Regions from separate parts of the Homo sapiens genome. Here regions 2 and 3 are each linked to region 1. The links are chromatin loops, found by intact Hi-C in ENCODE. Cell type or tissue: OCI-LY7. All regions are shown on one strand.

Region 1 (8,000 bases):
AACCTCGAAAACATGATGCTAAGTGACAGAAGCCAGACACAAAAGCTCTGGATAGGTGAAGTATCCAGAATAGGCAACCCCATAGCGACAGGAAGTAGAGGGTGGTTTCCAGGGCCTGGGGGAGGAGGGAAAGGAGAGCAACTGTTTAGTGGGTATGGGTTTCCTTTTGGGGTGATAAAAATGTTTTGGAACTAGACAGAGGCGGAGGTTCCACAACCCTGTAAATATACTAAATTCCACTGAAGTGTTCACTTTAAAATGCTTCATTTTATGTTATGTGAACCTTACCTTGATAAAAAACACAGGGGTGCTACTGACTTCACCAGCTGGTTTGGAGGCTTCAAAGAGAAGATGGCCGTGTAGCCTGAGCTCAGCCAGTGACACTGGTGAATGTCAAAGAATGGAAGCCATCGTGACCCTGGGGGCTGTGTCAGTTCCCTTGCCTTGCTGGACTCCAGACTGCGGGAGTCAGGGGCAGGAGCCAAGGGGGAGGTGAGGGCAGGTGGCTTCGCTGGGCACACCCCTTAGTCAGGGGCAGAGGGAGCTGCTGCGGCTGCTTCAGCAGCTGTGGGTGAACATTCCTATGCTGCAGGCCCAGGCTCCCGCCTCTGATTTGCTGCGCACTTTGGGTTGGCCCTTCAACCCTGGTTCGTTTCTTAATCTGCCCATATCTGCCTGGGTACCTGCTCTTCTGCCGCTGTATTGGACACCTGACCCCATCCTCATACCCGATTCCCACAGCGCAGGTCACTGCCAGGCAGTGTATTACCGATCTCTTGGTTCTGGGGTCTGTGGTCTATCTTCCCTACAGAATCAAGGGAAAATGGATCTGTTTTGTTCATGACTGTATTTCTAACACCCAGTGCCTGGCACATAGCAGGTACTCAATAAATATCTGTTAAATGAACAAATGTACAAATCCTCATTCTTTACGTAGTGGGTGCCAGGTCCTGTCTGTACTAAGTGCTGTCAGTAAATAGCTGTGAGGTCAATGTTATCATTATCTCCGTTTTACAGAGGAGGAAGCTGAGGCTCTGGGACATGGAATGGCCATAGCAGAGCTGGGATTCTGACCTGGCAGCCCAGCAGCAAAGCCCTCGCTCTGACCCACCCAGTTCTAAGCTGTCTTCTGACCTGGAGCTCCCACTCTGGGAGGCAGCTTGGGCCCTGAAGCATTCACTCTGCCTCCTCAGCCACCGGGCCCCGCCCACTCCCAGGGAGGGGCTCCCTCTGAAGCCGCACACCCACCACCCCGAGCCCTTTCTCAGGCTCACTGCCACCCCAGCCGGCTCCCTTCCCTGGGAACCTCCGTCATAAAGAAGGCGAGGCCCTGATCTGGCCTGTCTCTCCGCCCTGGGGCCTTCCTCACCTCAGGGAACCTTAGTTATACATATGGGAGTTACGCCTTGAGCTTGTATTAAGCACCTTTCATCTGGAGAGCTCCTGGCTGCTGGGAGGCTAATTAGCTGCTCTCTGGAAAGAGTGAGTAAGAGCTGACGTCCTAGCCAGGGAACTGCCTAGCTAGGCATGGGGCTGGCCCTCCTGGGAGAGGTGTGTGAGCCATCATCTTGGGTCACCCACTTCTCCATATTTCTCCTTCTGTAGGACCTCCTCACAGAGTCCCTTCTCTCTGGCTAATGATGAAGCCCACCGTTTATTGAGTGCTTATTATGTGCCAAGAGCTTGCTAAGCCCCTTCGCCTGTTAAATATGTGTGCAGAGCAGTAGGGCCGTAGGACTACATAAATATATGTGTGCAGAGCAGTAGGGCCGTAGGACTACATAAATATATGTGTGCAGAGCAGTAGGGCCGTAGGACTACATAAATATATGTGTGCAGAGCAGTAGGGCCGTAGGACTACATAAATATATGTGTGCAGAGCAGTAGGGCCGTAGGACTACATAAATATATGTGTGCAGAGCAGTAGGGGTGTCATGCGTTAACAACTGTGATGGAGCCCTACTCCTTGCTGGCATGGGACCAGTACTTCTGCACATGACCTCATGGAGTGGATGGGAAGCCTCTAGTGTGCTGCCTGGCACGGATCAAGCACTTGCTAAGTGGTAGCTATTATCAGTAATCTTCAGAACAGCCCAGTGAGGTAGGTACCATGCTATTCCCATTTCTCAGATGAGGAAACAGGCTCAGAGAAGTTAAACCACTTACTGGCTATCACAGAGTCAGGAATAGAGTTGGATTGATTTGATTGATTCTAAAGCTGCACATAGTTTTTCAGCTGCTCCCCGCTCCCTTCCCCTAACCTGGAGTCTGTTAACGACAAAGGCCTTGCTTTGCATAATGCTAGGGTCATGGGGTCATTGGGCAGGGCTGTTCTCGTCCATCTCTCCAACAGTGCACTGGTGGGCTAGGCATGGATCAGAAACCCTTGGAGATCATCTAACACAACTCATCCGCACCCCACATTTTTCAGATGTGAAAACGGGACAGAAGGGACTGAGCAAGGTAACAGGATTAATGGGATGATACCTCCTTGTCAGCACAAGGGATAAAGTGGCAGTGGTTGGTGGTCATCCTGGCCCCTGCCATCAAGCTGGCATTGATACAAAGTAAGAATCATTAGAACACTAGAATTCCTGGCTGCCATTTGTCAGCCTGGCCCACCTGCAATGAGTGACCCCAGGGATGTTTGGGTGGGGTGGGGGTGCACACAGCAGGCTGGAGCTGAGACTGGGGCGGGGAGGGTGTACTCCACCTACCTGCCCTCCAGGGTGCTTGGCGCCTCCTAGGGCAGGCTGGCCTCTTTGTGCCATGCCCCACAGAGCATTGCAGTGATCCTAGTGCAGAGCACATAGTAGGTGCTTAAAAATGCTCATTGGAGAAACAGCTGGATCCTGGACTGCAGGAGGGAGGAGATGGCACACTGAGGGCATTGATGGGTAGATGGTAACATCATGTCTGTTCATCATTACTCAGCAGACCTGGTTCCATCAGATGTGACTGCCCTTCAGGCCTTACAGAAGGTACCTACATAAATCTGCTCAGGCAAAGAGAAGTTTGTGGGCTGTGGGCACCTGGCTGGGGTTCCTCAAGGTGGAGCATTCTTCTTGGCACTGACGGGGGTAGCTAAGATCTGAGCATGCAGGCAGGCCCTCTTCTCCCCTGGATGCTGCCCTTCTGAGGAGGCAGCTCTGTGGGTACCAGAGGCATGGGCCTAGGAGGCTGTGACCCCCTGCCTGGCCCCCTACCAGTCTCTGCTTCTACAGACAGGGTCTGCATCTTACCTGCTCCTCCTGCCAGTTCCAGTCCCCTCCCCATTCCCCTCAGGACCTCATCCCTCCTCCTGGCCTCAGCTTAAGGGTTTCCTCAGAGAGGTCTTCCTCAAGAACCTTCCCATCCCAAATCTAAATGAGTGCCCCATTTATATATGTTCTCTGAGCACCTGATTCTTTTCCTTCATAGGAATTTGAAAGTCTTTTCAAATGGAATCTTATATTTCTTTCTAGGTGATTTGTTGAAACAAGTCTGTCTCCTCCGTTAGACTAAGCTCCGCGAGGGGTGAGAAAGTTGTTCCGTCCACTCGTCCTCCGGGGCTAGCAGGACATATTCTGTATTAAATGAGTAGATGACAGAAACCCCGTGAGAGAAAGAGTGAGCCGAGCCAGTGGTTCTCTAAGTGTGGCTCCAGGACCAGCGGACCAGCAGCTCAGCATCGCCTGAGGATTTGTTAGAAATGCAAATTCTCTGACTTGGTTGGGGGACCCAGCAATCCGGGTTTGAAAGAACTGTCCAAGGGGGGATTCCTGTGCACACTGAAGTTTGAGAACCACCGAAGGCGGCAAATCCCCTGCTGTTGGGTGAGTGTGCACTGTGGCAGCTTTGGTGACCTGTAAGAGGAACCATGGATGAGCAAACCCCACCTTCAAATGTAGCAAAGGGCAGAGAGAGGGTGGACACGTCACCCAGACCCCCAAAAGGGGCCCAGACGTGTTGTTCGGCGAGCTGGCCACTGGAGGGCAGTGTGGCCACGTCCATCGTGCTGCCTCCGAGGGCTTCCGGGGGAGAGCGGCCGCGGGAGGACGGGAACGAAGCCGTAGCGAGAACCTCGCCCCACGCCGCAGCCTCCTGCAGCAGCGTCGGCTCGCCGGCCCCTTGCGTTCCGAGCCGCCCAGGGAGCTCAGCCGCCGCAGCCCCGGCCCCTGTGTCTCCCCTCGCGGGCCGGGCCTGGTGTGCACGTCTGGATGGCCTCGGGCCTGGAAGGTTTGCGAGGCCCCGGGAGCCGCAGACCGCGCCGGGGAGGAGATCCCGGCAGGCCGGCCGGGGCAGAGCGCCAAGGAGGGCGGCGGAACCTTGGCTGTTTCCCGGGAGGCCAAGGGCAGCCTTCCCGCGTGATCCGCGCGCTGCCGAGCGCGTCGGCCATCTTGGCGGCCTCGCCCGGGCCCCGCGCCCGGCCCGGCTTGGTTCTCGCTCGCGGCTGAGCAGACGCCGGGGTGGCGACGGGAGAGCCCGACCGCGAAGCTCGGCCGCAGGAGTGCGTGGGCGTCGCAGAAGCCCAGGAGAGCCCTGGACCTTGGTAGCTTCCCGGGGGTGCTGGGAAACGCCACCCCAGTAGCCGCCAGGAAGGCAGGCCTGAGCCTCCGAGCCTCAAGTGAATTGGATGGTGCCAGTCGCCCTTCTTCTTTTTGCCCCATATTCAAAGAGCGGGAAGTCAGAGGGCGTTAAAGTAGGTCACAGCGGTCAGCAGGTTTTTGTGGGGCAGGCAAGTGGCAGGGTCCAAGGCCAGGCGTAGTATCTGGTTGCCTAAGATGCTTGGGCAACTCCTTCACCGGGCACACCAATCTCCGAGCCAGAGGTCAGGGACTGGCCCCGCGGAGCTGGCTGCAGGCGGCCGATGCATTCCAGTCCCTGACCACCATGGGGACTTGAGGTGCCATTCTGAGGAGCCCCAGGCCCCACCACGCCTGTTGCCTCTGTCTAGAGTAGTTCACACATGGATGCTGTCTCTCTGGTACTTGGGTGTTTCTCAGGTTCCAGAACATCCGTTCATCTTACCAGTCCTTCAAGGTTCAGCTTAAAGATCAGCTCCACCAGGAAGCCTTCCTGGATTTCCCCTCTTAGTTTCCAACAGAATCCGTCTCTTCCGTTCTCTGCCCACCTTGAGTAGCAGTAGCTTCAGCTGTAGACTCTCCTGTTTTTCCCTTACAGTCTTTGTTGCTGCATCCTCTTTCACTGAATTGTTGATGTGAGACCCTAGACTCTCTTGTTTTTTCGTTACAGTCTTTGTTGCTGCATCCTCTCTCACTGAATTGTTGAATTGTGAGACCCTGTGAGGGTCGGCACCCTGTGATACTGGCCAGGAAAGGGTTGTTGCAAGGGGATCATGGGATTGTTGAATGGGTTTTGATCTGGATTTTGATGTTGGAAATCAAGTTCCCAAATGTTTTCAACCTTGGGTAAAGGAACATGTAATGGTGTTTTTTAAGGCTGTCATGGAATCCTTTTGTGTGTTTAATTGCTTTGTTATTTTAGTAGAAATGTCAGGGTGTCAGAGGAACAAAAGCCATGGGTCTGAGCCCAAGCAAGAAGACAAACCACTGAGCCCGTGCTGGGTGCTTCCTCTGCGTGGCCTCAGGGTCAGGGCCTGTCAGATGGAATGGCAGGCTGCGGGTCCAGCCCCAAGGTCCAACCAAGGAAGCTCCTGGGGCCTTGGCCGAGCTTGAGGCTGTGATTTCAGACTCCTCGCTGGTCTAGGTCGGTATTTCAGAGGAGGCAAAAGAGAAAGTGCCTTCACAGCCTTGGAGAAGACTGGGAGCTAAAGGAGACATCCTTGCTTTTTCCTTTTAAAATAATAAGCCAAATGTTCTCCCATGAAGGACTCCAGAAAACCCCGTTCATGCCTCACCCACAGATGATTTGCTGAATGCTCATTAAGGGGAAAACAAAGAGGTGGTTTTGTTTATTTATTTAAAAGGAAAAATAAATGAGCTGTGACAAAACAATTTGAAACCAGGCCCCTCTGAGACCTGGGCTTTCACTTCCTTGATGGGAAGTAAAACAGAGAATCAAATCCCCCTCCAAATAAAAGTGAAGTTAATAATCAGACAGCTCGAGCCCTGGCCACATCCTGTCAGCCCCCTCCCTCCCTAGGCTCTCTGTTTATAGCTGCCGAGTGCTTTCCCTCCAGAGCCCAAGCCGGCTTAACCCTTTCCTCCCCATCCAGGGAAGCCCAACCCTGCTCTTGAGACTGGAGGTGGGTTCCTCACACCCACTGGTGCTGGCCTAACCTCAGCAAGCGGTGGCTCTCCCCAGGCCTGCCGGCATGGGCCTGTGTCCCCCACAGGGCAGCCAGCTTGGATTTGAGTGATATTCTCTGCTTGTCCTGCACAAAGCCTGAAAGTGTCACCTTTCCTCTCCATACCTCCAGGGGAAGACTAGGCCAACCCATTCCCATTCCAGACGCCATGCAGCTTCTATAGCCCGGTGGGCTCCAGAAAGCTGCATTCTGACAGAAAGAGGCACAAATCTTTGGGGTTTCTGGTCTGCACAGAGAGCAGCACTCTGTGCATGTCTCTGGGCTACTTTCTGTGAAAACTTTCCACTTCCTTCAAATGCCTTCCATTGTAGTAGCATGTTGATTTCTTCCAGAACCCCATGGGGTCAATAGTAGCACATCCCACTGGGCAGAGGAGGGCCCCTTGCTAAATTAATTTTGAGTTCTCTACTGTTCTAGGCAACGACTCTGCCCTATAGGGCCATAGTTATCCTCATTTTACAGAGGAGGAAACAGGGGTTAAGTACTTTGCCCAATGTTACAGAGCTAATACATAGCAGAGCTAGGATTTGAACCCAGGCATTCTGGCCCCGGCGTGCCCTTAGCCTTTGCACTCAAGGTTTAGCAGCCAGAGATTGCTCTCTTCTCTGGAGCCAGGGGGCTTTCAGAAGCTCAGGATAATCTTATGACTGCATTGTGAAGGTCTCAAAGCCCAAGGACCTTTCGAGAACATTCTTGAGTTTTGTCTTGGGCTCTCCAGCCTCCTTTCTTGTTTCCTCTTATGGGAGAAGAGGGAGCAGGTGGAGCCAGTGCAGGGCTCCATCCATTCTCCTCCAGAATCAGCAGGGTCAAGATGTGGCTGGATGTGAATCCTCCATCCCTTCATCTGGCTGGCAGACTTAGAGCAAGAACCCAAAGACTTGGTGTGGCCACTCTGACGGTGGTCTGGATGACCTTCTGCTTAGGTTCCCTTGTCTCCTCCAGTCTTGTCACCCAAAGTCCCAAATACCCGCTTCTGGCTGAAGCTTGTCAGCAGGAGGCCACCCACACAGTAGCCTGGAGCGTGAACTGGCTGTGCAGGCCACCTGCCTCTCCTGGGAGTCCTGCGTGCCATGGCTCCTTGATTTCTTCTTAGAACTGTATCTCTTGCCTGGCCACTTTTGCACAGCCATTTGGCAGGGCCTTTGCACCAGTGAAGGTACATTGTGGTGTATAGAGGCCTTCAGGGACCACTTGCCTGAGACTCAGCTCCTTTTTGGGAGATGTTGCCACGCCCAGGGTCTGCTGTTTGTCTAGAGGACCCTGAACCCCATCTTTGGGAAGGGTTGGTCTGCTGCAGGTCTGCTTTCTGGGGGTGCATTTTGACATTCAAAGCCATGGACCAGAGTGGGCAGTGCCTTACTCTTCATTTTCCAAGTAATTCTTCAACTAGAGAGAGCTGTGGTGGCTCTATCCCAACTGCCCTGTTCTTTCCAGAGCCTGGGCAGCTCCTCTGGCTGGGGGGCGCTGAGCACAGCCATGGCTTCTGTGACACTTGAAGGGGCTGACACCCAGCAAGGTACCTGGCCCAAAGGGGTTTCAGAGGATGTGTGCCTTGATTTTTATTTAATTTAAATGTTTAAGAAAAGCATTCAAATTCAGAGTGTTCACGATGGGGTGGCTCTACTGTGGTCCTCTCAGAGGCTTAACAGCCACAAAAAAGCCACATATTAGACCCACCCTGTTACAGTTCTTACTGTGCTAGGCACTCGACACACTGATCTCATTCACC
Region 2 (8,000 bases), 550 kb after region 1:
TTGCTTGCTGTTTCATTTTCGAGTTGAAACAAGTATCTCACAAAGATAACTTCATGCATTTGCCTTACTTCCCCCTGGAGAAAGGAGAACAAAAAGAAAATGGCAAATTTGGGAGGCTCCCAGAGTTCTAATAAAGTTGTCCTTCATTTATTGTCAAGGCCACCATTTATTGAGCAATTACTATGATGTGTGAGCAATAAAGCTAAGCACCTTTCAAACATTATCATCATCGTCATCTTCAATTAATTAGTCCCTTGTTACGAGTTGATCAGTCTGCTAAGCACTACGCAGAGATTACCTCCTTTAATCCTGGCCACTCTCCTGTGAGGCAGGCCATAGTATTTTATACCCATTTGACAGGTAAAGAAAATGAGCTTAGAGGGCTTCTAAAAATTGTATAAGGTAATGGGAGAGCCATAACTGGAAGCTAAAGCCCAGAACCCATATCCATTGGACGATAAAGCCTTGTTTCTTACCTACCATGCTGTATTGCCTATTTATCTTTTTTTTTTATCTTCACAACACACTTTCAAGGTGCTATAATATTCATTTTATAGATGAGAAAAATGAGTCTCAGAGAGGTTAAATCACTTTCTAAAGACACACAGCTGGTAAGCAGCAAAGCTGGGATTCAAACCCAGGCTTGTTTTACTCCAAAGCCCAAGCTTTTCATCACTACACTACAGTATCTGTCTTTTCACTAGGATGTCAGTGCATTCATTTAATAAATATTTATCAAAGCCTTACTATGCACCAAGCACTGCTGTAGGCACTTGGGATACAATGTGAATAAAACAGATAGAAATCCTTCCCTGTAGTTTACATTCTAGTGGTGGGAGGCAGACAATAAACGTAATAAATGACAAATGATACAGTATGTTAGAAAGTGATCATTACTATGGGAAACAAACTAGGGTAAGGGAGATTTAGCTTAAGGTGTGGGAATAGGTTGCAATTTTAAACAAAATGGGCGACAGAGGCTTCATGGGAAAAAGAAATATGAACATAGAGTTAATGAAGCAGAGGACAGTACACATATGAATATTCAGTCAATTCTATAACTCTTCAACAGAAATCTGTAAAGAGAAATCCTTTAACATCTTATCTCATGTACAAATATCAAGGAAGCAGAAAAGTTAAAAAGCCAAGGGCCTGGGCTTTATCCCCTAACTTGCAAAAATGCATACTGCAAGGAGATAAAAAAAAATACACACATAGCTCATCTGCCATAAAAGATGGAAATGGTAAGGTTGGTAGCTGTATCTAGGCAAAGAAAAAAAAGAGACAGAGAGAGAGCTAAATATTTTACCTATCAAGAATTAGCTCCCAAAGTCAGTGGCGTTTCCCAGGCAATCTGGGTGATGTCTTCATCAAGCTCTCAGTCTACAGATGTTAACATTATAAAACTATTCCCATAAAATTACACTGCATAACAGCCGAAGACTGGCTGAACCCCTGTGACCCAAATGTGCTATCTCCAGAAAAACCAACAAGGCAAGCTATATTACACTTTCCATGAGTACACAAAGCCTAGACTATTCTGAGTAAAAGTTCATTACTTGGAGAGTTCAGCCTAAGACTGTGGGAAATTACAGAAATAATCTCTTCATCCAAATAAAAAAAGAACTCCTCTATTAGGAAAGATCCTGAAAATGTATCCCTCTATTCCAGACTCTCTAATAAGGAAAAATTAAGGCTAGACACTGAATTTTGGTGCTTTGCCTCCTCTATGAATGGCCTTCAGTGAACCATCTGCTCCTTACAGGTCACAAACAAATTTTATTGGCCATATCTGAGGATATAGCAACATATATTCTACAGGGCTTCTCCTGTTTTGGGCTGGATCGCAGGGCATGTAACAAACTAAAGGAATTGAAGAAGCAGAACTGCCTAGTGAGACTAATGGAAGTTAAGGTTGCAAAGTTATCGCAAAGTTATTCTTAGGGTTAGTATTAGTAAAGTATTACATGACTACCTGAAATGTATTTCTATTTTTGATTTCCTTGTTGACCCTTTGGAAAAAGAGGGTGGTTCTATAGTAGCTGTTTCCAATTGGCAGTTGTGCATGACCAGAAGCTTCAGATCAAGTGAGTCAACCAGGACCTCAATCCAAGGCCTGTGTTCCACTACTGGACAACAGCCCTTTTCATGGTACAGATTCCGCAAAAGAGAGACAAAGGAAGAGAGGGAAGCAAAAGCCAGGAGAGAGGTAAATAACTTCCAATTCAATCCCTCATTGAGTCCACATGTGTTTACTGAGCAACCGCTGGGGAACAGGCGTTGTTCCAGCTTCTGGGTAACAACAGAGAACCAGACTAAGACAACCTCTTTCTGCCCTTGTAGAGTGAGACCCCCTAGTCAGGGTCCAACAGTAAACAAGAAAACCAGGAAATGAGCAGGCAATTTCAGATATGATGAGTGATGTGAGGAAATAAAATATCGGGTGTAGATACTGATAGGACAGTCAGGGGAGTCCTGTCTGAGACAGGACATTCAGGCTGAGATCTGAGTGACGATCCTGCGGTAGCACAGGGTTCAGGGCAGGGTCCCAGGCAGGGGAGATGTGTAGAAAGGTCCTAAAGAGAAAGATGCTTACGATGCCCTGGGAACCCAGAGTAGATCAGCATGGCTGGAATTACTGCAAGAGGTGGTCAGAGCAGTGGGCAGGGCTGAGTCAGGCAGTGCCTTGGAGGCTGGCACCCAGCCTTGGGTTTGGTTGCAAGAGTGTGGGAGACCACTGGTGGCTCTGAAGCAGGAGACTGACATGATCTGGTTTATGTTTTAAAATGTGCTGATTGTGAGGAGTCAAACACCAACATTTAATCCTCCCATGAAGGCACAGCTTTTGTGTTCTTTGTAACACGCTTAAAATATTCATGAGTGCTCAATTCCTCTTGGCTGGGGGGAAAAAAGAAATTATATACCAAAGCTCTTCTTCTTCAGGCCACTGAGTGTTGGGAGAAGCAGAGAGACAGAAACACTGGGCCCCAAAGACATGCTGGCAGGGGGGCCCATCTTCTCAGGGTGGCCAAGGGTGGCGCCTGAGGGGAGAAGGTGTCTGATCACACTGTGGCTGCTATAGTTGAATCTGAACAGTAGCAGTGGCACCAAAGCAGAATATTTCTGGTTGGAAACACTTTCAAATGGAATTCCAGTTCATCTAAGGCAGGATGTGGTCTCATTCTATCAGTCAGTAAGTACTTATTACATCTCTACTAAATGCAGTCTAGGAACAAACAAAGATGAAAAAGTGAATGCTGTGTAAATTAAAGATGCTCTGTGCCTTTGAGGATTTGAAAGTCTCATGGAGAAGATAAGACAAAAGAGGGAAAATATCCACAGTGGTATACACAGCTATCTTCACATATATGTAGATATTTAGAGATAGAGCTAAAACCCAGATCTTTTGATTCCTAGTTCATCACTATCTCAGGTGAACAAATCCACAAAGCCCATAGTTTATGATTCTAATTGTGATGAGATGTGAACAGACATTTTGCCAGGAATCCGTAACTCCCACTATTACCCCCTATAAGACAAAGGTCATCCACAAACAGCCACTTGGCAGAATCCACTTCAGCAAACTCAATCTCTTCCAACCCACCACCAGTTTCACTTCCCTGTGGGGAAGATACAAAATGTACATGGGAGGAAGTGAGAGTGACGTGCTGGTGATCAGTTGTCTTTTCTGAAAAAGTGCAATCTACACAATGATATGTATGTATACACAGAGGCAAATGGCTGCATGATGTGTATGTATGTGTGTATGTGCACACATACATGCATTTTAATAGCTCATTCAAGAAAAATAAGCAGGACCTGGATATGTTAGGTGTCTGAAGTGATAGTTCCCAGAATGGTAGGACAAAATTGACCTGGCTTCTCTAGCCAGCAGGAAATGCAATTCTCTTCCTGCTGCTCAAGGAGAAATGTTAGAACTCCATCAGAGGCTTTATGTTAGTCTCTCCTAGCCACTCTATTCCTAATAAAAATGGCATTTAGGTCACTTACTTAAAACAACAGTGATTTATAACTGCAGCTGAGAACTGCATGGAAGTCTGCAGCACATTATTTGACATCTGAAAAGTTTGGTTTTATCTGTGTAAAATGAGAACCATAAAACTGACAATCCCAGAATCAGGACAGGGAAGCTTCAGCATGAAATAAATTGTTTAATTATGACAGAGCATGGTGAAAACAGCAGCCACTAACATTTTTATATGATATTCATACACAAAGTGATACGATTAATCTGATGTTAACTCAGATATATCAGCCCAATAGATTATAATCCTCTATTGTGAGCTAGAGAGACATAAAATGAAGTTATGGGCCCATAAGCAAAATATTTTTAAAATAAATTCCCTTATGGGTTTGAGGACCCTCCTTCAAGGGTCTCTATACATACTATGGGAGTTCTGGCATAATCCCTCTACAAAGTGGCCCATATCTAGAAGTACTGGTCTTTTTATTAATATTAGTGTTTGCCAAATAACCAATCAAACCTTACACACAAATTCTTTCATTTGAAAGAATTCTAGAAGACTAATTCTTTCATTTGACTCTCCCAGTGGTAAACATGTTCTCTTTGACATCATCTCTTTGATGTTAAATGAAATGACATTAAAGTAAGTTTCTAGATTTGCATAAAGGAATTTTTTTCATATAATACCATATGTATTTGTCTTACCCCAGTTGTGCAAATTGAGGTATGTTTTTAATATCTGCGGTTGTCACGGTTTTCCTATTATTAGGGCTACTCTGGGGATTTGAATCAGCTGGATTGTTCACCTTCAGAGCTCAAAACCAAAAGAGCAAGAATTTCCAAAGAGCAAAAAAGTATCGTCTTTGCGGAAAGCACAATACTCTTCCCCTTTTCGAGTTGCTTTTTACCTATCTGAAGAACACCAGGCCATCAGAGGCAATGCACTGGGTTAGACTTACAAGTCAACTTTTCAGGAGAAACAGCACCTAGAGAGAGCTCGAGGTTTGGTCTCCGACTTTAGAGCTGATTCAGAATTCTGATTCTGTTTTCCTAGAAGATGAGCCCCACATCTCTGTAACTTTTTGCGTAATGTATAGAACTACATAAATAATTGGTGTGCTGATATTTGTGATAAAACAATAATGTTTATATATTTTTACAGCACTTTACAAAGTGTTTTCATATTTATTACACATTTGAGGCACAGCCTTGTAAGGTTGGTACTACTATCATCCCTATTTTATAGAGATATCAGAGTCACCAGGAATACATGTAATTTGTCAAAAGACACTCAGCTCTTAAGTAGTAGAGTCAGAATTTGATCTCATAGTCTGTCCTCTATTGATTTGTACCTCATTCCCTCTGATAACTTTGCTTAGATCAAAAAGCCATCGCCCTTCCAGGGAAATGTTGGGGCTTAGAACAGGATACCCCCAAATATGGCACCCTGGCATACCAAGCATTTTAAGCTAAAGGACATTGGAAAACCACAGAAACAGGAAGGTCACTCTCTGACCTTCTCTTGCCTTTCCCTCTGAAGCAGGCCATAAAATAATTTTCTGACCTATCTTCCCTAAAAGTAGGCCTTAAGATCTTCATTCCAGAGGGGTCCTACCCTATACTTGGAAGCCATTCGAACAAACAGGGCTTGCAAAGTTCTCCCTAGTTGATTACCATTAGATGATACTCTGTGGTGCTCCAATCATACTTCTGTATGACTATCCATATAAATACACAGTTTTCCCTGGGTCTTTGGGTCATTTCTAAGGGCTTCAGTGTCACATAAAACTCTGTTAAATAAATTTGTTATGCTTTTTGCTTGTTACTCTGCCTTTGCTATAGGGTTCAGTAATGAACCTTGCAATAGGTGAGAAAAAGACATTACTTCTTCTAACCCTACAGCTCCTGGTGCCCAAACAGGAACCTAAAGCCTACCCCCAACAGTGCAAACACCAATCACTTGCCAGGCAAGGACTGCTCAGGGGTAGGGATACAAATAAAGAACAAATTTGATGGGAACATCCATCTATAAACCCAGTGCATGCACTTAATCCAATTTAGTAGTGCTACACCTTATTAAATGTCCATTTCCAATGCTGCTACATTTATAATTCATGTTATAAATGAGCACAATTATATTTATATCTCTCTCAAAATGCCAACCATCTACTAGAGTGAATTGTTTTCTTCCTCTGTGCTACTTGATTCATACCAACAGAATAGCATTTATCATATTATTATATTATACAGTTAGTTATGTTATTTTTATTTTTTATTTTTTAAGACAGAGTCTCACTCTGTTGCCCAGGCAGGAGTGCAGTGGTATGTGATCTCAGCTCATTGCAACCTCCGCCTCCTGGGTTCAAGTGATTCTCCTGCCTCAGCCTCCCGAGCAGCTGGGATTACAGGCACATGCCACCACGCCCAGCTAATTTTTGTATTTTATTAGTAGAAATGGGGTTTTACCATATTGGCCAGGCTGGTCTTGAACTCCTGACCTCAGGTGTTCCACCTGCCTCAGCCTCCCAAAGTGCTAGGATTACAGGTGTGAGCCACCGCGCCTGGCCGACAGTTAGTTATTTTTATACCAGTCTGCCCCACTGGTCTGGGAGCATCTTAAAAACAAGAACCATGTCCCATTCATTTTGAACATAGCACCTGGTATGCCTTAGATCCCAAGGAAATGATTGCTGAATACTCACTAGGGGACCTAACATTTATTTGTGATATACTTAGCCATAAATGAGTAATAAATCTTAAGAGACCAAACTTTACTAAGGCCAAATCACTGTTTGAAACATACAGTAACTCTGCTATTATAATTCTAGTTCTGAATCCAGTTTAAGAATTCTGTCTAAACTACTGATAAATGTTTATCGTAAGTTGATAAGGGTCTATTCACTCCAGACATCAAGGTAATAGTAAGCCCTAATGGTAAAGTGAATTGGATACAGGATAGGAAGCCAAAATCTAAGATTATCCTACTCATTCCAAGACATCTGGTCACTTGATCAGTATTCTACCTAAGCCACTTGACCTAGATTATACCACTTATTTCACATTAAACCCTGTGGGAAGTATTATATGCTATTTCAGAGGCAGAGTTCCCTATTCCATGTTTTTCTGCTACCCGATGCAGCCTCCACACATTTCCCTTTAGTTTGAAATAGGTAATATCCAGGAAAGGCAGACGAGAAACGGTAAAGAAGGAAATTAAACACAGTGCTGACCCCTCTCTCTCTCTGCCATCCACTTTTCTTGGATCCTAAAAGCTTCTGACATCTCATTCAGCATGCTCTAATCCTCCTAAATGAGTTTCTACTAATCTCTTCTCCGATTAAAATAATCCCTGCTCAACCTCCTACTTCGTATAACTATCTCAAGGCTCCATAAAAGTCATAGTAACAAATTTGTATCTACTTTACCTTTACTACCTTTCCTAGCCTCTAAAAAACTAAATACCCTAGGAGATGCCTCCTGTACTTCTGGCATTCCACCAGAATAAATGAGGTCCCAGATAACTCCAAAGCATCTCTCACTGGCTTACCCCAAATCTTGTCACAAACCCCATGCCATTCAAAACACTAGCTACTCAGAAAACTTTCTCTTCTACTCTGGTAAATTCTATCACCAAGCCTATAAACCTTGGATACCGTCAGGAGTCTGGCTCCGTTCCTGCCTATAAGTCATCCCTAACCCCAGTCATAGAATTCTTAGAAGTCTAGAAACTTTTTAGGCATTCCTATTTCCTTTAGAGTAGTCCCAAATGGGATAGGCATGTTGACCAACATGACAACCCTACCCCTGAGTACCAGCTAGTCAAAACAGTCCTGCTAATTTAACAGCCATAGTCCTGAATAAACACGATCCTCACCCCTGTTTTAAGCAATAGGAGTTCCTAGAGCTCTATTGTTTTCAGTGAATTCTGAGGAAGTAGGAAGGAAGGACCATAGATTAGAGGGTATGTTTACAGAGCCATCTCAAGAGTCTAGCAAAGTGGGATCATAGTTCACTT
Region 3 (8,000 bases), 450 kb after region 1:
GGTTTCTGTTAATATAAAAATTAAAGGAGAAAAATGAAAATATGTACATGACTAAAGTTAATTCCTTTCCCAATTAGGTTTCTGGTGCTTTAGTTCTTAGAAGCACCTCTACCTAGCTTTAGCAATATTTCCCTAGTAATAAAACATCACCTGTAAACTGATTCAGCAATACATAAACAGCAGAATTCTGCTAATTCTTTTTGGCAACCAGACAGGCCAAAAAGATAGCTATTAAGATAAGAATCAATTCTAAAATGTTCCCTATGGGCTCTCTTTTCTATGTGATTGTCAGAGGTCTCAGGATGTCCACAGCCATAAAAATAGTTGTCAAAACATTTTTTTCAGAAGCTTTCTCTTGTTTCCCTTTTTCTACCACAGCTGTGACACCAGCACTTTGTGTCCATCACTAATAATCCCACTTCCTCAGGACCCAACAGAACTGCTTCTTGATCCTTCTCCTTTAAAAGACGAATAACAGTGTTAGCCTACCTCTTTTATCTGGGCCGATTAATCACCAGGCCAGCTTTTCTGGGTAACTATTTCAAGTGTTGTATCCTCCGCCTGGAATACTCTTCTTTATTTTCCTGTGCTGTCGACTCATCTCTCGTTATCTCCTCTAGTCTCCTCTGGATTTTCCCCACTCCTAAGAAGTAATGGCTCCCTTCCCACATGTTCCTTCAATCCTCATGAACCTGCCTTTCAAATGTCTGTCAGCCTTGCTCTACTTTATACTTTTTTATATCCTCAAGTCTGATATATAGTAGGCATTGAATAAATACTGAGTGAACAAATTAATTAATATAAATGAATTTTAAAATTCTCAGCTTTTCCAATGGTCCCTTACAACTCACACATAAATACGTAAGTCTGTCTCAAGTCTTGGAATCCTCACACTCAATGATACATGTAATTTAGTCTAGATCATAAAATTATGACTAAGGAAGGGAATATCAAGTACAGTTTGAAAACATATCACTGTCATCATCTTTCAGTCCCAAAATGGTATATTTCATGAACAGTTTTATTAAGTGGCCATTTTGAAGAGGCTTTCGGGTTGCCTGCCTGTCAGACTGGACCATGTACAATTACAAAGATTCCACAGTAGTCTGTAGTCCCTTCCTGCATTTTATAAAGAGCACTTCAAAATGCTCTGAAAAAAATCTGTTATGTCCTAAAGCTCCTGAGAGTGAAATGTTACAGTTGGAAGCTGCCTGAAGCTCATTTATACACTGAAGTTATTAATCCCCTTCTTATATGTTTGATATAAGCCCTAGGGCACTTGGGAGGGTGATCCAATTACCCAATTCAGAGAATTGCCCTTTTCTTTCAACCAAGTTCAGAGCTCTGAATTTTTGTTCCACCAATGACTTTTTGTTTCAGTCAAACAAGGTCACGGAAGAGGCCAATATCTGCCAAGGCCAACAGGGGTTTCATTTACATGCCCACTAATGCGAGCAACATAAGAACCTCTTGAGAGCATTAAACTAGGGTGTGGGACAACAAGCCTGTTATTTATTTACCAGTTCCCAAAGCCACCCCTGCCAGTTTCTTGCTATTCAACATTTTTGGTTACCATTTTGGATTTAACGGAACTTTCTTCTGTGCATCTGGAAGATGTGGTGGGATTTGTCAATAGGCAAGAAACCCCTGGGGAAATGTTCAGATGAGCCTTCAAGGCTGCTTTAGTCCAGGGACACGAGGCAGACTAAGCATAGTCTGTACTTCCTTAAGTCAAACATTTCCAAAGTTAGCTTATTTATGACCATAGGGGGTTCTTTTGCCATCCATCATCTTGTCTCAGACCTTTATTAGTTATTTTTGTTGTTGTTGTTTCCTTTACAATGAATACCAAATAGATTCAGTCTTGCTTTAGCTACGACTGGTACACTTTTGTCATGGTCAGAGAGAGGATGATTTGGCCAATGTCTTATCACCGTCACAGACATAGGCTATTTGTCTATGGTATGTTTGTTACTTGAAGCTGATGAACAGTACTTTAGTTGAGAATAAGCATTAACAGATGGTCCAGAGAAATAAGGCAACATGTTAATTTATTTCTCCAAAATTCCAGTACTCCCACTTCAGGATTTGTGAAAAATTAAAATTACACTAAAGTTGTTAAGGGAAGAATTAATCTTAGGAATGTTTATTAAAGTCAAGAATAACTAGTTATCAAAAAAAGTATTTTTAATTTATCAAAAAGCGACACTAGTCTTTGAATTGCTCTGTGTTTGCAATAATCAACAGAAACATCTGGAAAACTCACCTTCCTGCCTAAATATTTCACAAATATATTCAGATTATCACTAAAAAAAAGTCAGGAAATGAAAAGGTAAGTGAAAAAATATTATATTTCTTCTAGTGGCCCAATCATAAAGCCAACTGTTTTTGAGTCTGATATGTGAAAGACATAACAAAATTTGTAAACAGTGGAAGATATGATTTATAAAAAGTAAAAAAAGAAAAGACAGGTTAAAAATATAATTTAGACTGCCATACAGTTTATACAGATGAATTTTTCTGATACATACTGCTCACATGAGAGAATGAAAATGTCTTGATTGCCTTAAAAAATTTGTTTTTTAGAACATGGAGAAAGAACTTGTAGATCACACTGGTAAGTTAATAATCTGAAACTACAAGATGTAGGTTTTAATCTCAAGCTTTGAAATTAATTCCTCATGTGGTTTTGGAAAAGACTTTAATCTGCCTCATCTCAGTTTCTCCAGATGAAATATCTAGATTGTATGATACACCATGATTCATCAAATAGGAAGCCTTTACAGATAATAATGTTTACGCATGTAAGCTCTGAGGTGGGACTGCCTTCAGCAGCTTGAAGACTTTAAAACATAGGACAGAGCAGTAAGACAAACAGGACAGTTCTTTGTCTTCCAGTGGTGTTACCAGGGTGTGGGTAGAGATCACTTCACATCTTTCCTCACCGGACAGCCGAATCAGACACAGAACCTGCCTCCTCTTTATTCTACTTACAGGCCTTTTTCTTTCTGCACATGCCTCTGAAGCTCTGGCGTTAAAGCTGATGATCTATTCCGAGGTGGCCCATAAAGTACGTCTCCCTCAGCCTCCACTGTCACTTTGTTGTGAATCCCAGCCCTAGCCACCCAGTGCCCTGTGCTTTCCTCAGACCCAGGATAGGATGAGAAATGTGTAGGAGCACTACATTCCTGCCACGCTAACCTTCACTCCCTCACCAAAGCTAAGGGCAGTCAGAAGCCAGCACCCAGACATGGGCGTCTCTCTGCCCCTAACACCTGCCAATTCCTGCCCTAAAACTATTGAAAGAATGCGGAGGTCCAGGGAGCTTGAGCGGGAAAAGGGTAACTGGCAGAAGGGAAAACACAATCCTGGTCTCAAAGCAGCAATAAAAATAAAATTAAACCCTCACACACACACATAAGATTCTTTATGTCTTCAATTGAAGTTGCCAGAGTACTTCACACTGGAACTACGTGCAAGAGGATTTTCTGAAAAAACAAACCACACACACAACAGACCTTACTGCTCCCTTGAAGGGGCTTATTTAAGGCAAAACAAGGCCTCCCATCATTCCTGTGAGAGATCATTGTCCCCCTTGTTGCCACAGCGCCCTGTGAGGCTGTGGGAAACAAATGACCTCAGAGGCACTGCAGTATGTGTCACTGCAAAAGAAAAGAGAGTGGAAGGGGCTGGGGGAGGGGGCTGCTGGCGAGTGGAGCCCTCCACCGCGCCCGGCGGTCCTCCAATGATATCCCTCCAGGCACAGCGGGAAGGAGGCTTGCCGGCCCCAGGAGTCTCCCTCCAGCCTGTAACGGGATTAGGCTCCCGCTCCTTAGAAGCAAAGCGTCTTTCTAGATATCCTGCTGCTCGCCCTGGTCAATCTGTCCTCTAAATTGGCCCTCCCCACAAAGTGCCCGCTGACTGCTAGTGTCTCCCTCTGTTTCACGGGTGTCTTGAGTGGAGACAGGGCTCCCCTGAGGCCCGCGATGAGGAGTGGGCGCAGAGGGAGGGAGGGAGAAGAGGGTAGTCAGGGATCAGAGGGGTGGCTGGGGAAGGGGACACACACACTGGGGCAATCGGAGAGCAGGGAGGATGGAGGCGGAAGGAGAGAGGGTTAGGATGAGCGGATCGGGAAGGAACATGGCGAAGCAAAGCTGAGCTCAGCAGCAGATACTTCCTTCGCCACACACTCCCCGCACTGGAGAAGGAAGCCCGTGGAGGCCTCGCTCTCACTGGGGCGCGTGTGGGCAAACAAGCCTGCAGTCCAGCCAGAAGCGGCCTTCCCACCACACAACTTCCTCCTGTGGACGCTAACACTGACCGATGTGGCCCCTTCTCTGCAATCTCTGTGCAATGGAGCGGCTGATACGACTTCCAGCCTACACGGGAGCACACAGAAGCACAGTGGTTGAGGGTAGACTCTGAGTCTCACTAAGTGGGCAACTCCACCTTCACTGCACCCACACACGCGTGTGCACACACACTCCCACTCCCCGCCGGGAGAAAGACTGTGTTACAGCATCGCATGTATGCATTTTACCTTCAGAGATGATACCGGCCCAACCCTCCTCCTTGAGCCACAGAGCTATGTTAACCACAAGGTGGCAAACAAAAACAGGGAAGAAGGACACAGAGTGGGCGCCGCCGCAGGAGAGCCCTGCACACTCCAATGAGGAGGCCCCTGCACACTCCAATGAGGAGGCCCCCTTCACTCAGAGCCTGCACACCTGGAGATGAGCCTGTCTCCATACTGGCGGACACTGAGAATACACAAAAACACTGAAAATAAAACATGATATATTAACAGATATATCATACAGTTTATCTGTAAAATTCCTTTTATATATGCATATATTTTCTATGGAAATGGGTATGCATCACTTTATTGTTTAATCACCTATGTTAATTCACCAAACCATTACTTTATGCACAGTACAAATTTCTGAAAATACCAGAGTTTCAAAAATTCTGTTTATCGATAGAATTTGTTTTGGCTTCTATAAAACAAGGAGACATGGTACTTTGCAGTCTCAGGGGTAAGCAAAGCGGTATGAAAAACTATCTTGTACCCAAAATCTTTCCTCATGAAAGTCTCAACTGTGGCAATGTAGGTTTTTTTGCACCAAGTTTGCAATTGGGAAGTACTGCGATTTGAAAGTAGCTGGGTTCAGTGCACAAAGGCTCCGCCTATTTTCAGTTGTTTACCAGGAACACAAATGTCTCTAGGTTGCCCTCTCTCCTCCCAGTGGTGCCCAGGACTGTGCAAGAACCCCAGAGGCATTTGCCTTTCACAAACACACTCATTCAAACTAGAGATAAAAGTGAGAAGGAGCTAACAACATTTCTGTTCGTTTCTTTTTTTTTTTAATTTTTTTTTTGAGACGGAATCTCACTCTGTCACCCAGGCTGGAGTGCAGCGGCACAATCTCAGCTCACTGCAACCTCTGCCTCCTGGGTTCAAGCAATTCTCTTGCCTCAGCCTCCTGAGTAGCTGGGACTACAGGCGCCCACCACCATGCCCGGCTAATTTTTTGTATTTTTAGTAGAGACGGGGTTTCACCCTGTTAGCCAGGATGGTCTCGATCTCCTGATCTCGTGATCCGCCCACCTTGGCCTCCCAAAGTGTTGGGATTACAGGTGTGAGCCACTGCGCCCGGCCTCTGTTATGTTTCTTTCAGGTCTGGTGCTTACTCTTTTTCAGAGCAGTGATGGTTATGAAAGAACGTAGGTTCTAGAACCAGAAACTTGATCCCAAGCTCCCCAACTTCGCCTCTCTGTCCTCACCTTCTTATCTGTAAAATGGGGCTAACACTTACATCATCAGATTGCTATGAAAATTAGTTAATAATGAATTAATATATGAAAAATCCTTACAAAAATGGCTTGATGCATAGTAATAAATATTAGTTGCTGTAATAATTAACATATTTTTCTTGGCTTACTCTCTTTTAGGAATTTTAGTACCCCAGTCAAGGATTAACAAAAATAATGACAAGAGCTAACATTTATATTTTTTTGAGAGCTCACAATGTGTTAGGCACTAGAGGTCCTTTATATGTATTATATGTATTTAATTCTCACAACAATCCCATGAGGGAAGTTTGTAGGTATCTTCTTATAACCTTTAATAGATACACTGCATTAGTTTGAACTGTATGCTGTGGCCGATATTCAGCCACCTTAGATCTACAGAAGCAGTGACTTCTTAAGTTTAGCCTAATTTCTTTGGGGCGACTATAAAGACTTCAAGGGGCCAGGTGCAGTGGTTCATGCCTGTAATCCTAGCACTTTGGGAGGCTGAGGTGGGAGGATCGCTTGAGGTCAGGAGTTTGAGACCAGCCTGGCTAACATGGTAAAACCCTATCTCTACTAAAAATACAAAAATTAGCTGAATGTGGTGGCAGGTGCCTGTAATCCCAGCTACTCGGGAGGCTGAGGCAGAAGAATCTCTCGAACCTGGGACATGGAGGTTGCAGTGAGCTGAGATCGTGCCGCCATACTCCAGCCTGGGTGACAGAGTGAGACCCTGTCTCAAAAACAAACAGACAAACAAAAGACTTCAAGGGAACAAGGACCAGGTCAAGGGAATAAGATACATGAAACAAGCACCAGGAGACTCTCCCCTTTCTCCATCCTTACCCCCCATAGCTAAAACATAATGAGAGGATATGACTCAGGAAGAAAACAGTAGACATGATGATATTGGGTGTAGAAGAAGAGAAACTAAAGCTCTAGGGAGCAAAGTTAAGTGGCCAAGTGTAAAAGCAGTGGCTCTTGAAATTCCTGGCAAGAGTTCCCCAGCCTCAGAAAACAATTTCAAGGCCGCTCATTCACTCAGTAGGTACTTATTGAGCATCTAATCAGAGTCCTTGAAACAGGGTGGAAATGAGTAAGACCTGGCTTCTAACTTTGGTCCAACCATTTGTTAGCTCTATGACCCTGGGTGAGTTGCTTAACTTGTAAGTGCCAGGGCGCAGAAAACAGTATCCCAAACTATGGTGCTTTGGCAGGCTGAGTACTCTGAACTAAAGGATATTGGGTAGCCTCAGAGCTGCCTCAGAAGCAAAGTCTTTCTCTGACCTTCTCCTGCCCTCCTTGTCTCCCATCTCCCCTAAAGGGAATCACAGAAACCAGAATTCCTCTTCCTCAAGACAGGTCATAGAATCTAGAACCCCTCTCTCCCAAAGCAATCCATAAAACCTAGAAAGGTCATTCTCTCCCTTCTCCCTAAAACCCTTCATTTCAGAGGGGTCCTACCCCCTACCTGGAGGAAGGAATGCTATAGGGAGGCCAAGAAGAATCTGAACAGACAGGCCTTGCTCTGTCTACCCCCTCAGTCTGTCATCATTAGATCAGACCCTTTTTTGTCCAATCACATTTCTACACAGCTGCCCATTCTTCCTCAGACCAAAGCATAGAAACAGACCATCTTCCCTGGGCCTTTGGGTCTACATTTCTGAAGACTCCCTTGTCATGTAAAACTTTGATGAAATACATTTGTTATGCTTTTATCATCAACCTGTCTTTTGTTAAAGGGGTGTCAGCTGTGACCCTCATGATGAGTGAGGAAAGGTATCACATCTTTCCACCCCACCTAAGTCCCAATTTCCTCATCTCTAAAAAGGAGACAATATCATATACGATGTAGAGTTGTTGGGAGGATTAGAGATGAGTATGAAAAAGACCTAGTACATGGCACATGCCCAGTAAGAGTCATTACTGCTGCTGCTGGTAACACGAAGACTACTGCTGCCACTACTGCCACAGGCATTGTGCTAGCCACCTAAGGTTGGGCCCTGATGTCATGGATGTCAGCCAATGAAAGGAAGAATTACAGAAATAACGATGATAAGATGTGCCTAGCAAGGAAGCTCAGTGCACTTAGGGTAGCCTTTTATGGCCAGGAGGACTTCAGCCAGGGAAGGGTGGGGAGAAGGCATTCCAGGAGAGGGAGCGGCATCTGCAAAGGCACAGAAGCTGCAGAGGCACGTGGTGGGCTC

The links. Hi-C counts contacts between places; a loop is a spot of excess contacts. Peaks named below come from ENCODE experiments on the same cell type or tissue, not always from the same donor. Only the 100,000 strongest peaks of a DNase experiment are listed, where the experiment ranks them.
Region 2: it touches region 1 in a loop (2.3-fold over the local background); 9 of 110 quality-filtered maps call a loop at or near these places.
Region 3: a loop joins it to region 1, with 6 times the contacts of the local background. A loop is called at or near these places in 5 of 110 quality-filtered maps.

The regions. Positions count from the first base shown.
Region 1 is chr14:68,812,833-68,820,832 of GRCh38, reverse strand. No RefSeq gene overlaps it. Among named protein-coding and RNA genes, the nearest start is that of ZFP36L1, 24 kb to the right of the region's middle. RefSeq lists enhancers at 3,726-3,775, 3,876-3,925, 3,800-4,539, 4,556-4,785, 4,866-5,085 and 1 more and a silencer at 4,026-4,415. In OCI-LY7, CTCF peaks have their summits at 3,733 and 3,950 (motif pointing right); DNase peaks (open chromatin) are centred at 4,042, 4,982, 5,612, 6,082 and 2 weaker places; H3K4me3 peaks cover 3,545 bases; H3K27ac peaks cover 3,571 bases.
Region 2 is chr14:68,264,020-68,272,019 of GRCh38, reverse strand. All of the region lies in intron 7 of RAD51B (RAD51 paralog B), which reads right to left. Among named protein-coding and RNA genes, the nearest start is that of RAD51B-AS1, 420 kb to the left of the region's middle. RefSeq lists enhancers at 2,970-3,149, 3,300-3,449, 3,800-3,919. In OCI-LY7, CTCF peaks have their summits at 2,857 and 3,079; DNase peaks (open chromatin) are centred at 3,109, 3,629 and 4,869; H3K4me3 peaks cover 3,219 bases; H3K27ac peaks cover 5,323 bases.
Region 3 is chr14:68,360,227-68,368,226 of GRCh38, reverse strand. The region is part of intron 8 of RAD51B (RAD51 paralog B); the gene reads right to left. Among named protein-coding and RNA genes, the nearest start is that of RAD51B-AS1, 320 kb to the left of the region's middle. RefSeq lists enhancers at 3,168-3,696, 3,697-4,224. In OCI-LY7, a CTCF peak has its summit at 4,592 (motif pointing right); DNase peaks (open chromatin) are centred at 362, 4,626 and 5,186; H3K4me3 peaks cover 480 bases; H3K27ac peaks cover 2,826 bases.